Linked DNA regions of Mus musculus: region 2 is linked to region 1. A link is a loop called in an ENCODE intact Hi-C map of the cell type or tissue named here. Cell type or tissue: heart. All regions are shown on one strand.

Region 1 (8,000 bases):
AAATAAATACACTCAAATGTATATCCTATAACTCCTACACTTTACAATGGAGTCTTACTAAGCCAGAAGATACCTCCAGATCTGTGCCAAGTGGGAAGGTTTCAACTCTGCCTTCCCAGGATTAAGAGAACAGTAGAGGCCTGCTGAAGCTACTCTCATAAACCCATACCCAGCCGCTGAATACCAAAAGGATGGTGGGCAGGGCTTCCCTGTGGAAAGGAACAAGCTCTCTGAGCTCCTAAAAGGAATGGCAATCCACACAAGGAGGAATCTCAAGGGGGTTCAGCTGAAGAAGCATGGAATGGCTGGAGATCACAAGAGTCCATCTGGAAATGAACAAAGACCCCAGATCTTAGAAGGTTTCTAGGCTGGACACAGCTGCAAAACAGCCCTCTGTAGACTAAGGACCATCATGGGTTTGAGGCAAACCTCTACCTCACAGCAAGTTTGAGGCCAGCCTGGGTTACAGGAGACTGTCTTGATAGAGATAATGATAGGTAGATAGATAATAGATATGTAGATAGATAGATAGATAGATAGATAGATAGATAGATAGATAGATAGATAGATAATGGGTGAATAAAACATAAATGAGCCGGGCAGTGGTGGCGCAAGCCTTTAATACCAGCACTTGGGAGGCAGAGGCAGGCAGATTTCTGAGTTCAAGGCCAGCCTGGTTTACAGAGTGAGTTCCAGGACAGACAGGGCTACACAGAGAAACCCTGCCTCGATAAAAACAAAACAAAACAAAACAAAACAACAAAACCATAAATGAATACTGGTCTTATTCTATAGACAGATTGATGGGGGAAATTGATAGATGTCAGATTGGTGGAGGAGGGACTGCTGAAACAGAGCTGAGGGTGAGGGAGGCTACCATATCAAGCCAGCAAAGAGGAAATACCTCTGGCAGTGAGAACCTTCAGAGAGCAAGTCGCAGGCATTGCACTCACTGGCTGGGTGTGAGACCTGAGGGAGGGGTCACCCTGGCTTAGGTCACCTGGTACCTTTTTATTCAGCTGGGGAGGGGTCAGCCAGAAGCAAATTTGAGAAGGAACATGATGAAGACAGTTTTTAAAAAGATTTTCTTTATTTTTATGTGTATGGAAGTTTTATCTGCTGCATGCACTACCTGCATGCCTGGTGCAGACAGAGGCCAGAAGAAAGCATCGGATCCCCACCCCCACCCCCGGAACTGGAATTACAGATGGTTACAATACACCTGGTGAGTGCTGGGACTTGAACCTGGGCCCTCTGGAAGAGCAGCCACTACTCCTAACCTCTAAACCCCTTCTCTAGCCCCCAGCCCAGATGAAGTCACATTTACACAGGATATATTTAAGAAAGCTTAGGAGACAAAATAACATTACAGGAAAATCTAAGGTAGAATTTTGGACAATCCTGGGGAGGTGGAATTCTATTTCTAAGAAGATACAGGAAGAACCAAGAATCTTTATCTCCTGAATATTCAAGATCCAGACAATGAGATATCATTTGAATATGACTGAAGTCTGTACTTCCTACCCAGGTTCAGATAAAGTCCCAGCTGGACTTATCTGTTAGTAACTGACAATTCTATGAAATAGGAACACGTTAGCTATTACATAACTGGAAAATGAGATTGCTTCTCCTTCACACCTATTTTTAAATGGACATTTAAGGGTAAATCTGAAAATAAAAATGTAAACATATCATTTGATCACCCACTGGCCCACAGCAGGGTTTTATGAGATCTTCATCCTAAAATTACTGAGTTCTAGCTTTCTGACTGCCACACCCACCCCCTGGAGGGACAGAATAGGTTATCTATCTTTCTAGGATAGAAAGTTAGATGCCTGGTTCCAGGAACAAAGGTTGCATATTTTTCTCTAGTAACCTCCTTTTTCTCTTCCCCAGTAATAGTTTCTGGCGGTTCAGGTGTTTGTGTGTTTCCTCCTATCTTCTTTTCAAGGTCTCTTCCAGTTAGATCTGGTCCTGAAGAACAGTTACAGCCAATAGGGTGTGTTGAGAGTGAAATTGGGTGTCCTTTAAAGTAGATGGTACACTTTACTCAGATTTTTTTTTTTCCTGCCTGTGAAAAACAAAACAAAACAAAAATGTGACTCAAGGTTTCCAAATCTCCATGGACTGAGGCCACCTTGAGAATTTGAACAGACCTCTATGGTACAGTAAATTAGAAGGACCCTTGACTGTTAAAGCCCCAAGCCCACCCAGACCTAAAATGTGGCAGACACAAACATCTTAAGACCCTCCTTCTGCGCACACCTTTAATCCCAGCACTCGGGAGGCAGAGGCAGGCAGATTTCTGAGTTCGAGGCCAGCCTGGTCTACAAAGTGAGTTCCAGGACAGCTAGGGCTATAAAGAGAAACCCTGTCTCAAAAAAAACCAAAAAAACAAAAAAACAAACAAAAAAACAAAAACAAAAACAAAAACAAAACAACAACAATAACAAAACCTCCTTCTGGAGTTTTCTGTTGCAGCACCACTTGATCCTAACCGCTAAGACATTTACTCACTGTAACTCCAGATACAACCTCACTCATTCACTCAAAAAACAAACAAAAATAACTGGAGATGAGAGCGCTGCAGCCCCACAAAAAGGCCTGGCCCAGGATGCTGCTCTGCCCTGTGCTCAGTCAAGCTTTCTGCAGTTTTACAGCTTTGAGATCATGCTTGCTGGCCCTCTGCTGGTCCACACTGTCTTTCTTTTCTCTGTTCTGGTTCCCTTGTGGTTGTTTAAGTGGGAGGAGTTGTTTGCTGGTTTGACTTCTCTTTTCTCTTCTTTTCTTTTCCCTTTCCTTTCCTTTCCTTTCCTTTCCTTTCCTTTCCTTTCCTTTCCTTTCCTTTCCTTTCCTTTCCTCTCCTCTCCTCTCCTCTCCTCTCCTCTCCTCTCCTCTCCTCTCCTCTCCTCTCCTCTCCTCTCCTCTCCTCTCCTCTCCTTTTCTTTTCTTTTCTTTTCTTTTCCTTCCTTGGACAGGGGCTTAGTAGTACACCAGACTGACCTCCAACTTCTGATTTCAGTGACCTCCTAAGGCCAGAGATCACCAGGCACACACCATTGTGCCGATGCATCTTTATCTTTGGAAAGTAAGTAAGCAGAAGAGATAACATAATGTCCATAATCTCTCTCTCTCTCTCTCTCTCTCTCTCTCTCTCTCTCTCTCTCTCTCTCTCTCTTTCTCTCTCTCTCTCTCTCTCTCTCCTGCTGCTGCTGCTTTGGTTCCTTAGCTCAAGCAGCCTTCTTTAGACTCCTAAGTAGAGCTGTGAGTCTACAGGCATGTAACAGGATCAAAAAGCAGTTCCAGTTTGCTTGTTGTTTATGAGGTGCTGGGTTCTAACCCAGAGTCTCTGCACGCTTAATAAGGGCTCTGCCAGCCTCAGAGTCACACCGTCAGTCAGCTTTACAGGCACAACCATCCTTCTCTGTCTTCACAGACAGCCAGACAGCCGCAGTCTTTTCTAACAGCCGCTCTAGAACCTCAAGGCATTTACTTTCTTTGAAAGGGTAGTGGGAGCTGGAGAGATGCAAAGAGCTCGCTCCTTTCTGTGGGTGCACAGCTCAGCCTTCTGAGTGGCTGCCTCTGAGTCTTCAAGCACCTGCCTTTCTGTGCCACTTAGTATAAGAATGGAAATCACCCTTGCCTTTGGCCTGCCTCCTCCAGCATCTACCCCAAGGGGCTGTTGAAGTTGGCAAATGCTTATTTAACACCTCCTGGGTGAGAACTGTGATAGACTCAATGATGCTGTCATGGACAGACAGCTGCCATACCGAGGCTTAGCTTTGGGCTGGGGAGACAGACAGAAAACAAACTAGGCCCTAACTAAACAGCAGGTGTGAACAGCACTATGAGGCCACCAGGTGCTTGAAGCCACCATGGGCAACCAGAGTTACAAAATTTTCCTTGAAGGTGATAGCTAGAGCTCTGAGCAATCCCGGGGCTAGGTGCTGCTTTCGAGGTAGGGGTAAACTCGATGGTAGGGTGTTTACCCAGCATGCTCAAAGCTCCAACATCGTGAGCTCTACACACATTCTCTCTCTCTCTCTCTCTCTCTCTCTCTCTCTCTCTCTCTCTCTCTCTCTCTTTGTGTGTGTGTGTGTGAGAGAGAGAGAGAGAGAGAGCTACATTTGCTCTTGTTCTTAAGTCATTCATAGCTTGTAGGTTACATGGGTGTGCCTGTTTATGGTAGTGTGGAGACAGCGCTGTAATCTCCGTCCTGAAAAAGGATTGCAGCGCCCCCAAAGGACTGTGATGTTATGATATTGAACACACTCCTCTAAGAAGCTGACATTGTTCAAGAGATAACCCCCACACGCACCTCCAGGTTGGCTGCTATCTTGGAATCTGAACAAAACTGAGACTTTAAACCGGTGGCTCCCTCAAATCTGAGGCTTTACCGTCATCACGGGGAGTGGCACTATCTCACCAGATAACAGGCCTGCATGCTGTTGTTCTTCTTCGCGAGCTAATCTTTCACAGACTGACAATGAGAGAGGGACTGCCTCTGATTCGAGCATCGTTTCAATTATCCACTAAGGACTTACAGCTTATTGGGTTTGCACACCACAAAATAAGACACCGAAGACCTTTCAAAGACCCCACAAGATGTGTCAGGTCTCTTATTGTGTGTGTTTAGTTAATTGCTTTACTGTGTTGTAAGCGTAGTTATGAACTGAATTCACTATGCAACAGATGGCTAAAAGGTTATAGCGATTTAGCCATGGGGGGGGGGGGGGGCGGGAACAACCTTGGTTGAGTGACAAGTTCTGAGGTTTTAGACCACTAGAGGGCACAAGAGGCCAGGTCAGAATCTAAATTCACCCTAACGCGTTCACAACCCGTTGCTTGAAACCAATCTTCCAGAGAGAATTTAGTCACATCTACCCACCCGTGCCTAAGCCTCGCTCCTAGCAGACCGTCCAGTTCGATGTTAGCCCTCAGCAAACCTGAGGTTACACCTCAAGGTGAAACTGTTTGGAGTCATCCTCCGTACGCTAAGGAAAGTTGGTGAGATCTCAGTGCTGGATGAGAGAGCGATGAGAACTTCCAGCCCTCCCTCTGCTAGGCTCTGCCGCAGCCTTGGCTATGAAACCACCCGAAGTCGTGGGAGCTTCACTCGGTCCATGATGCTAAGAAAAACTACCTATGGTGTCATCTTTTCCAGAGTGGGGCTCCTCAAGGAAGGAACACTTGAGCAAAATTCCAGATTCTGGAGCTGGGTGGAAGGCAGTAATCATACACTTCCTTCTAGAGTGGCTGCTGCGAGATAGCCCAGCCAGCAAAGGGGCTTGCTATATCAATCAAGTCTATGACTTGGACAGAACCAACAAGTTGCCCTCGAACTTCCAGAAACTATTATTGTAGTAGCTTGCATGCACCACCCTCACTCACAAAAATAAACAAACAAACAAACAAAAACCACACAAAACAATAAAAAAAAAAAAAAAAAAAACAATGTTAAGGGCTGAGCATGGTGGCATGTGTCTTAAATCCTAGCCCCAAGGATGCAAAGACAGATAGATCTCTGTAAGTTTGAGGCCAGACTGGTCTACATAGAGAGTTCCAGGTCAGCCAAAAAAGATAGAGACCTGACTAAAATGAACAGACAAACAAATACTTTAGACCAAAATAAGGGCTGGAGAGATGGTCCAGCAGTTAGAAGCACTGACTGCTCTTCTGAAGGTCCTGAGTTCAAATCCCAGCAACCACATAGTGGCTCACAATCACCCGTAATGAGATCTGACACCCTCTTCTGGTGTGTCTGAAGACACTACAGTATACATAGATATTGTAAAAAAAAAAAAAACACACCTAGAATCATTAGCAAAGATAATATCTTATCGAATTCTTCCCCATGATGGCTCTATGGAAAATTGATATTAATATTATCATGAGTTTGTCACTTAGAAGCAAAAAGGTCAATTCACGGTACCATACAACCACTTTACCAACTAAGATACATCCCAGGCCAAGATTGACGTCTTGCTAGGTGATCATAATACCAGACACTGGTCACACTCAAAAGACTCAAATGTCCAAATGTGACAATTCGGGACTACGTTGTATTTGGGTCAATGTTAACCATGACTGTGATGGCTACAGGCTGTACCCTTGGCCCTCACACTAATCCATTTCCCCTTTTTTTTTTTTTTTTTTTTTTTTTTTTGCTTCCTGAACTAACAAATGTTCTTCCAACCACTCAGGAGTTTGGAGAATCTGAGTACTTATAACTAATATTTTGTTCAGGTGAATATTTTTAAATATGAAAAGATCTAATCTTTTATGGTAGAGCTTAGTACCTGTATAATTGCTACTCAATCTGCATACATTGAAGCTCAAGTAAAAATTCAGTAAATCAGAAATATGCTTGAAAAATTCAGGGAGCATCAAACATGTTGAAAATATAAATAGTTACATTTTATACAATGATACATGGATGTCACTAATCATAACAACTGAACCTTCACACGATTACATACGTTTTATAATGATTAACGTCTTAAAGATCTACTTATAGAGTAATGTGACTGTAGATTTTTGAGAGAAAATCCATGCAATAAATTATTCTCTTTTTTACAGATAATTAAGAATGCATCCACCTAGTTTTGAAAATATCATTTAAATTTTACATAAGAAAAAAGAAGAATGGATAGGGGAAACTGCTCCTCTGTGGATAAATTCATTTTCTTAGGGATTACTAATAACCCTGTCAAAAAAGTGGCCCTGTTCACCACATTTCTAGTTGTTTACCTCATTACTCTTCTTGCGAATCTTGGAATTATCATTTTAATTAGAATGGACACTCAGCTCCACACACCCATGTACTTTTTTCTCAGCAATCTCTCTTTCTGTGACTTTTTTTTTTCTTTCCATTTTTTATTAGGTATTTAGCTCATTTACATTTCCAATGCTATACCAAAAGTCCCCCATACCCACCCACTCCCCCTTTTTGGCCCTGGCGTTCCCCTGTACTGGGGCATATAAAGTTTGTGTGTCCAATGGGCCTCTCTTTCCAGTGATGGCCGACTAGGCCATCTTTTGATACATATGCAGCTAGAGTCAAGAGCTCCGGGGTGTTTTGTTCCCACTTCTAAGGAGGGGCATAGTGTCCACACTTCAGTCTTCATTTTTCTTGAGTTTCATGTGTTTAGGAAATTGTATCTTATATCTTGGGTATCCTAGGTTTTGGGCTATCTGCGCACCTTCCCTGTAAGAGAGCTTGCCAGCAGAGAGTGCTCTGAGCACTGAAACTCAGAGGAGAGAATCTGTCTCCATTTCCCCTTAAATGCTATGCAAAGGCAAGTTTTCACTGGTAAGAATGCATAAGAGTATATTGGAGATTTATTCCCACTCTCTGTGAGATAGAGAGTTGCATGCATGAAACATAATTAATGACTAAAATAACTCTGTCTAAGGCTCCTGTAGTCTGGGGTGGGGGTGGGGAGGTAAAATGACTCGGAGGCTATAGGTGCCTGTCCAGCAAGCCTCGAAACGCTGGCTCAGTCCCTGAAATCCAAGGAAAGGTAAGGAAAGAACCAACCCCATAAAGACGTCCTCTTACCACACGTTCGGAGGCCTGCTCATGTGCACACACACACATTAAATAAACATTTTTAAGGGATTCATGTCAATCTCCTGAATTCTTCAGTGACAGATTTAGATTCGACAAATCTACCATGTATCACTGCTATTAGTGTAAGTTAAAAGAAAAAAATCTGTAATTCATGTTTTAACCTGACATCTAGCCTGTTGCCCAGAGAAATCCACACTGTGCCTTTGCTCTGCCCTCGGAGTCCATGTGCTTTCTAACTGTGTGTTCAAGTTCCGTCCTCAGCATCCAGGTGAGGTTCCGCATGGCTCCAAACGAGAGACCATTCCAACTTCAGGCTCTCTGGAAGGTTATCTTATCTCTCTAAAGACTGTTTGCTTCTCCTAAAGCCAACAATAAAACCGGCTTGGATATGTAGAGTGTTTCTCCAGCAAGCCCTGGGGTGAATCCC
Region 2 (8,000 bases), 63 kb after region 1:
GACACTTCAAATCCAGGTCTACGTGACATAGAAAGCTAATAAAATTCTAATTTCATTGTTAATCTTATTTCATTTCAGTATAGGTTTTTTACCCTCACACCTGCATGGCAGGGTGTAATTCCATTAATAAAAAAAAATCAACATATTCATTGCATGTCTTTCCCCTGATGATATATTGTGAGCAGTGTGAGTTGAAAAAGCCATTTATTCCCACCGTGAATGAGCCTGCATGGGGCGGGAGCTTCACCTGCCCCTCAGTCAATTAGGAATGTATCGAAAAGTCTAGCAGAAAACGAGTTAAATTAACCGTTCGCTAATTTCCTTGTGTCCCTCCTACATAATCCTCCCTTTTCAGCTTGCCCAGAAAGTACCACATGTTGCAAGGTTCAAATAGTGCCTAATGAAACAGTGACTAAACGCGTCTCCCTCCAGCGCCACGGACGGAGGAGCCCTTTCGCCGGCCTTCAAAGGCCACCCGGTCTCCTGTCCCGGTTTCTAAGTCTTAACAACAAAACAAGATAAAATAAAATAGAAAGTGTGTATATATATATATGAAGTTCCTTGGCAGAAACAAAACAACGACAAAAAACATTGAAACTCCCAGGAACTTGCGATCCAAGAATCCAGACAGTGAAACTGCCCCACCCACCGCCCGCCCGGGGACCTAGCGGGATTCCCCAAAGGCCTCCGTCTCAAGTGCGGTCCGCAGCACCTGCGTCTTTGCTTTAGGGCCAGCGGTGGAAGACGGGGTACCAGTTAGGAAACTTGAGCTAAAGCCAGGGTGGATTCAATGGGAAGAAAAGAGAGAGGAACGGAGGGGAGGGGGAGAGAGAAATAGTGGAGAGAGAAAGAGAGAAAAGGAAGGGGGGGAAGAGAAGTGGGAGGGAGAGAGATACAAAGACATAGGGACAGAAACACAGAGAGACAGAGACACACAGACAGGACAGAGACACAGAGAGACAGTCAGACAGAGAGACATACAGACGGAGGAGGAGAAGGAAGAGGAGGAGGAAGAGGAGGATGGAAGACGAGGGAAGAGATGAAGACAGGAAGAGAAGCAGACCTACAGACATACCGCCCTGTCTAAACTCCCTCCTTCCAGTGTAACCCAGCCCCCAGGATGACGACCACTCACTCTGTAATCAGAGGATTACTCTGGCGTGGGCTACAATGATAATTTCAGGTCAGTCCTGAGCCTCAGAATGAAGCCATTCTTAAAACAACAACAAACCTAACTCCAGCTCCCTTCTCCCAAGTTAAAACCAGCTCCTAGAATAAACTACTCAAAGCTTGGTCGAAGCCTCAAGACGCCTAATAACTAATCATGGTCATTAATTAGGAAGGAAGAGGGGAGGTGGCTTGCTGCTGCTTGACCCCAAATAATTCAAATTAGGCTTTGTGAAGGTGGTCTCTTAAAGCAGCCCGCCCCCCCCCCCCTTCCTATTCTTTTTCCAGCAAGCTCTCGAAAATTTCCATTAGAATCCCCAACGGTGCGGGGCGGGCAGTGCTGCTCTCTCTCGCTCTTCTCAGCAAACTGAGGCCAAGCTGGCCGCTGCTCTCTGAGTCGCCGGCTGCACTTGGGCCCGGAGCTCTTTCCCATCGCGACAACTTCCACCTGTCTTCCCCCACCCCTGTCTCTGCACCTGCTGTGGCTTGTTTCTCCCAGAACTTCAGAAATCAAGTAGCTGCCCAGGAATTAGTCTCGCTACAGTGCGCAAGAGTCTCTCTCTCTCTCTCTCTCTCTCTCTCTCTCTCTCTCTCTCTCTCTGTATGTGTGTGTCCATTTCTCTGTCAGTCTGTTTTTCTCTTTGACTTCTATCTGTCTCTCTCTCCTCTTCTCTTCCCCCCCTCTTCTTCCCTGCCTCTTTTCTCCTTCCTTTCCTCCTCTCCCTCTTTCCCCTTTCAGTTTCTCCCTTTCTTTATAGACTGAAGTCCCTTATTTGAAATGGTGCCGCTAATACAAAGTCATCAAAGCACCATGGTTCTTGTCTTAAAGTGACAGCTTGCTTTATGGAGCTGTTTTAAATACTCTCCCTCCTTTTCAATGTCTCTCTATCCATCTTTGTCTGCTCTTCAGAAATGAGGACAATATAAAGCCAGGCCTGGCGAGCTCCCCACGCTGGGCCTGGGCAGTGCCAACCTCCGCCTTCAAGCAGATTGAAATTGTCACTGCTTCATTAATCTGAAACTAGTTACTTTCCTAAGCACACAGCATACACTTCCGATCTGTCCAGATTCTCCGAGGGGAGCCCTTGCCCCCTTTCTGTGTTTGGCTCTGGGAAAGCTCAACAGAGATACGATTGGGTTCAAGAAAACAGTGCTCAGGTGGGACACAAGCAAAAAACATGGTGGAGAAGGGGGCTTACTGACATCAGTAGACCAAAGAAGAACAAAACCCTGTTTTTAGACATGATGGGGCCTCCAAAATTTTGGAGAATGCACCTGATTCTAAGGAGCCAGGGTTACATATCTATCATAGACATTAGGGACTGTGAGGTTTCACCGGCTTTGGGTTTCCTTCCTCTAGGTAGAAGAAACTTACTTTCAGGTTTCTTCGGAAGTTGGATTGCTGCTGTTTCTTTTTTCTCTGTTGTTTTTCTCTCATCTGAGCACTCATTCAACTCTGTTCCTAAGACATAGCTTTAAGTTCTCCCCCTTCTGCCTGGCCCAAATGCAGCTCGTCCTACAAGTTTCAGATACAGAGCTCAGGCTGGGCTTGAATCTCTCCTGTGATACGAGCGCCTGCTTTCTCCAAACCTCCCCCATTAACAAAGACAATACAAAAGACTCCCTTTGCCTTTCTTATTTGCAGCTGTCTTAGAATAGCAAGTTTTCGGATTTCATTCTATCTAATTTAAGAAAGAGGCATCTGTGGGCACTTTTTTTTTTCTAAAAAGAGCTCAATTTCAGTAATGTGAGCCTAAAGATTTATAAAATAGATTTATATTAAATTATGTTAATAGAAACCTAGTAAATGCACCAATTAATTGCATGGAAAAATGTTCCCTTTTAAAAGGTCTGTCACCTTAACAGGTACATTCAAAGATTCTCTGTGAATAATGAAAATTGGAACAATTGCTTTGATGCACAGTGCGCATTCATCCCCTGGGACAGCCTTCTGTTTGGGGAAGATGGGAGGAGCTCCTTTTAAAGAAGTGATTGCTCCTTTAAACCCAATTTCCTCTAGCAAATGGGTTCAATTGCAAGTGTCATTCTCTCCCTCCCATTAAGGGTGGGCTGGCTGGCACTCCTGTCCCAGAATTCTCCTCCCTCTCACCTCAGACTTTCCCCCCAAGTCCCAGCCATCTTCAAGGGCATCTCTCAAGGAGCAGGGCCTGCAAAAAAGGATGAAAACATGTTTTTAAAGAGCTGGGTTTGGAGCTTAGTTAAGATGCTGGTCATAGGTAGCACAAAGCTCTGGGTTCTTGCCCCAGCACCGCATAACCCAGGTGATGTCAGCACCTGGATGAGGGAAGAGATTGTCCTTAGCTACAATGACAGAATGACAGTTTGTGGTCAGCATGAACTAAGGATGCTCTATTTTAAAAAGAAAAGAAAAAGAAAGCTAAAACCCCCCAGGATTCTGTTTATTGGTCTTGACTTTTCATTTACAACACCATGACTACTCAATTCTCCCCCACCCTGCCGTGTGTATAAGTGTGTGTGTGTGTGTGTGTGTGTGTGTGTGTGTGTGTGTGTGTGTGTGTCTGGCACATAAGCATACATGTATGATACCTGCATAACTGCATATATGTGGACACAGAGCTCCCTTTGCCACTTGTGACCACTTTTGCTTTGCCCTACCACCTTTCCGGCAATTGTCTGACCAGTCAGTGTGACCTAAGCAAATGGACAAAATCCTAATCGGATGTAATTGGATAGAAGTGGCCTCGAGTGGCAGGGGGGAGGGGAGAGGCTGAGAAGGCCAGAAGTGGAAAACTGTACTTCACTGAGTTTTGTTTCTATTTGGAAAAAGAAATAGCAAGAAATAAGGCTTTGATGCATAATTCAAACTAAACCAGTTCAGAATTAGAACTCCAGAGAAGACAGGTCTACTGGCACCAGTGTCTTCATTCCTGGGGCCTCTGACACTTCAATGAGCTGCTGGCTTCCTTTTGCCAGAGATTGCAATTGAGCCTGGGGATACAATCCCTATCAGCCACTTGGCCCAGAGCAAGTGTTGGTCACTGGATGGGAGAGCAGAGGGTCACATTCCTCCTTGCCTGTCCTGGTTGAGCCAGGGCATAAGGTGCCCTGGTCATCTTCCCTTTATCCTGAAACTCCCAGCTGCTAGAGTTCTCCAGGTTAGACACAAGACCTTCAGTGGTCCTCACTGACACCTTTTTGGTCAAAAAAAAGTTCCTGGTTTCTACTTCAAGTTTTCCTCTCTCTTTTCCTGGCTGTGTTTAAGGATTATGATGGGCTGTGCTCTGGATAAAGAGCGTGTGGTGGGTTACAAGTGGGACACATGGAAAGTCCAAGACCACTTGGCTCCCAACGTCTTAAACCTTCTCCAGTGCACCCAAGGGGACATGACTTACAACGTTTGATCTTGATCTGATGGTTATTGGTAGACTATTTTTGTGCTTGTCTTGTAGTGTTTGAGAGCTGACTAAAAGGTTCTTAATCTAATATGGACAGTCAGATGCTAGATTCTGGAAGTGTTATTTTGAAACATGAAAAATTTTTTAACTGGGGTGAGTTTTTTTGGGGGGGTTTCTGAGTGAGAGTAGGGTAGCGGATGAAGAGGGTAGCAAATCTATCCTAGTTGGATAGAACTGGTGTTCCATTGCTTAAGTGACAGAAAGTGCAGAGTTCTTCCAGAATTTTAGAGAATCTTTCTTTTAATCAGAGGTCTGCTTAAGTATCTTTGGCCAAGAATCTTTTTGTCTCTGGAAGAACGACCTTAGGAATTTTCTTGAAGATGGAAGCTAGAGAGAGAGATTGACAGCATCTTAGCAGTCCACAGTCTGGACAGCAGCCCTAGCTAGCTCTCCTCTCACCAGCGGGGGAGCCAGGCTCCGCACAACGCTGGGAGTGGCAAGCACGTGACTCAGCAATCTGGCCACAAAGTCTGCAACCTGGTAGACCTTGCAAGGCTAGGGGCTGAGATCCATACCGGAGCCAGACTCAAGGATGGGCAGTGGGACTGGCAAGGATGTGCACAGAAAGGTGATGGTCTGCCCATGCCTCAGAAGAGGCTTTGCTTGGGCTGGAGTGGACATTGAGGCGACCCTCTTTAAAAGCCCATTCCTAGTTCCTGCAAACATCTTTCCTCCCACTGGCCTCTAGCCATTGCTGCTGTTTCTTAGGAAAAAGAGAGACTGATTTTTTTTTTTAGGAAATAGGAAATGTAGCAAGCTGGGTCATCTCCCAGCCAGTAGGACACTCCCAACCCCTACCTCCTTCCCCTGGTGTGAGAGTCACAGAGATCCAGGAAGGAGCATGAGTTGGCTTGGGACAACAGTACAAAAGCAGGAACAACCCTCCATACAAAGTAGCTCACAGGTCCCCTTTGGCCAGGACACTGTGGCCCTTCCTCCTGCCTGCCTCAGCTTGGTGCCCTAAAGGGGTTTGAAAATGAATCTTGTTCCTGAAGTTCTGAGAGTGCTCTCTCTCTCTCTCTTCTCTCTCTCTCTCTCTCTCTCTCTCTCTCTCTCTCTCTCGCTCTCTCGCTCTCTCGCTCTCTCGCTCTCTCGCTCTCTCCCTCTGTGTGTGTCTGTGTGTGTGTGTCTGGGGTGGGGAAGTGCCTGACACAGAAAATCTGCCAATCATAAACACCACGGTCATGTCCTTTCCTTTCTCCTTTGCTGAGGAGGACTGGACTAAAACATCAGACCTAAAAATCCCTTTAGGGAAAGGGGGAAGGGAGGGGATGTGAAACACTATTTGTGGCTTGAGCCTATTAGGTGACATCTTTATATAAATAGTCAGGAATCCCACCAGTGTGCATTGTTGGTACTCAGAAACCACTCTTCCTCTTTCCTTCTCTCCCAGACACAGATCCAGACTGAGACACCTATCCCAGGTGGTCTTGCTGAGAGAAGGGCTATGGGCTAGCAGGTATGAACTCCTGGGCACAGAGAGGTTAAGTAGACCAACTTACAACAGCAGAAATAATAAACAAAGTCTGCTCCCAGAGGACAGTATTACTCTAAGATATCTTTTGGGTTGTTTTGGAAATAGGAGATTGTAAATATTTAGAAAAGTCACTTCTCTGTTCCTAGCTTCTTGTAATCTGGGCACTGAGGACATTCAGCTAACTCTGAAGTATAGAAGCCACCAAGCACATCGGGGTTTCTAGTCGTGTATAGAAGTCATTTGTAACTTTCCTCACCCTGACCTAAAAACTATTCCTAGATTGTGAATTGCTTCACAGGGTTCAGATTTTAGCACTGAGCAAGGTGAGAGACCAGAAGGGAGGAGGACAAAGTACCAGGCAAATAAATAGTGGGTTTGGGGGCTAAGATCAAGTGCAAATGAAAACTGGCTGTAGGCCTGGCATGTGCGCAGAGGCAGGTGAATGCCTGAGAGTGGAAGGCAACCCTGGGCTACATAGTGTGAACCTATTTCAAACAAATAAAATGGAAACATTGTGGATGTTGGATTTCCCCTCTACTACATATCAGGTTCCCTCAGTATTCTTCAGTGTTCCTCCTACAGTTAGTTCCCAGTTCTGCCAAATGGGCTGTCACCTGGTTTTTGAAAGGCTCACTAGCTGGTGGGTCACCTCAAATGAGGACTGAAGGTCTTTTTGGTAAGAAGTTTCTGTTACCCACAAAACCTTTAGTTCCAAGTTCCATCAGCTAAGTGACCCACATTAAGTTGCAGTCAGTATTTAACCCCTAAGTCCCTCCTCCATGACTGTCTCTAGATATGGTGTGTGTGGGGGGGGGGGGATAAGGACAAGTACCACGAATTAAAAAATATTTATTTCGTTTCATTTATTTAAATAAATATAAATATGTATTTTATATAAAACTATTCACATACAAAGGGACTTCCAGAGACCTGGATTTAAAATTCTCCCCCATGAAAATTTTCAGAAAACAAGACCTACGGAGTTTAACTCTCTATATTAATGGCAACTTCAATGATTTCATTTTAAAACAACAACAAAAACAATAAAGAAACCCCTCTTCTCATCAAGTTCTGAAAAGACAGGGGGGCAAATGGCATGCGTCTTCAACCAACCCCTCCCCCCATACAGTGTTAAACTTTAATCAACCCTGGTTTTTCCTGATATATGAGACTGGTTAGAATTCTAGATATTTACATTAAAAACAACAAAAAAGCAAACAAAAAACCAATCCGTAACTGAGTGGAATCCCAGATAAAGAGGAGCTAGCTTCAAAGTCGGGCCCGGCATTGAATTCCCCGGACTTTTCAGAGTTTCTTTTCCAGGTGGAATGAGGGCAATGGACTAGAACTTTGGTCCCTGTGCTGATGGGGAGGAGGAGGGCAGGGTACCGGGAGCAGGTAGCAGAAGGAGCCTCTGCCTTTACAAGGGGGAAATCTCCTTGTCTTCGTTAGCCGAGGCAGGGGACAAGGAGTCCTCGTCCTCGGAGCGCGCATAATGCGCCTGGCTACCCACGCACTTGCAGCTTGTGTGATTGTTCCTCGAAGCGCCTTTCCCCTCCTTCTTGTGCTTCACGCGACGGTTCTGAAACCAGATTTTCACCTGCTTCTCTGACAGGTTTAGGTATGTCGCGATCTCGATTCTCCGGAGTCGGGACAGGTACATATTGGAAGAGAATTCTCGCTCCAGCTCCAGGAGCTGCGTGCTGGTAAACGCTGTCCTCATCCTTTTGCCATTGGGTACCTGGCTGGTATCGGAGCCTCCTGTGGACCCAAAAGAGAGCAGAGAGGTGATGAACCGCAGAAAAAAAAAAGTGACCCCACTCTACTTGACAACCCTTGGAAAGAACGCGGCTCCAGAACCCAGTCTAACCCAACACATCCATGTTTGTCCCTGGTCTGTCTGGGAGTGTAAGAAAGAC

Evidence for each region. Hi-C counts contacts between places; a loop is a spot of excess contacts. Peaks named below come from ENCODE experiments on the same cell type or tissue, not always from the same donor. Only the 100,000 strongest peaks of a DNase experiment are listed, where the experiment ranks them.
Region 2: it touches region 1 in a loop (5-fold over the local background); 11 of 42 quality-filtered maps call a loop at or near these places.

The regions. Positions count from the first base shown.
Region 1 is chr5:75,140,204-75,148,203 of GRCm38, reverse strand. It overlaps Gm19583 (predicted gene, 19583), which reads right to left. Exons shown (of 4, transcript NR_045792.1): 4 at 1,097-2,071. It also overlaps the pseudogene Olfr1401-ps1. Among named protein-coding and RNA genes, the nearest start is that of Pdgfra, 8.0 kb to the left of the region's middle. In heart, CTCF peaks have their summits at 2,707, 4,577 and 4,796 (motif pointing right); a DNase peak (open chromatin) is centred at 4,953; H3K4me3 peaks cover 917 bases; H3K27ac peaks cover 380 bases; H3K27me3 peaks cover 4,191 bases.
Region 2 is chr5:75,076,808-75,084,807 of GRCm38, reverse strand. It overlaps Gsx2 (GS homeobox 2), which reads right to left. Exons shown (of 2, transcript NM_133256.2): 2 at 6,915-7,842. The coding sequence ends at 7,502. Among named protein-coding and RNA genes, the nearest start is that of Gsx2, 5.2 kb to the right of the region's middle. In heart, a CTCF peak has its summit at 4,996; no DNase peak of the experiment used is centred here; H3K4me3 peaks cover 625 bases; H3K27me3 peaks cover 6,931 bases.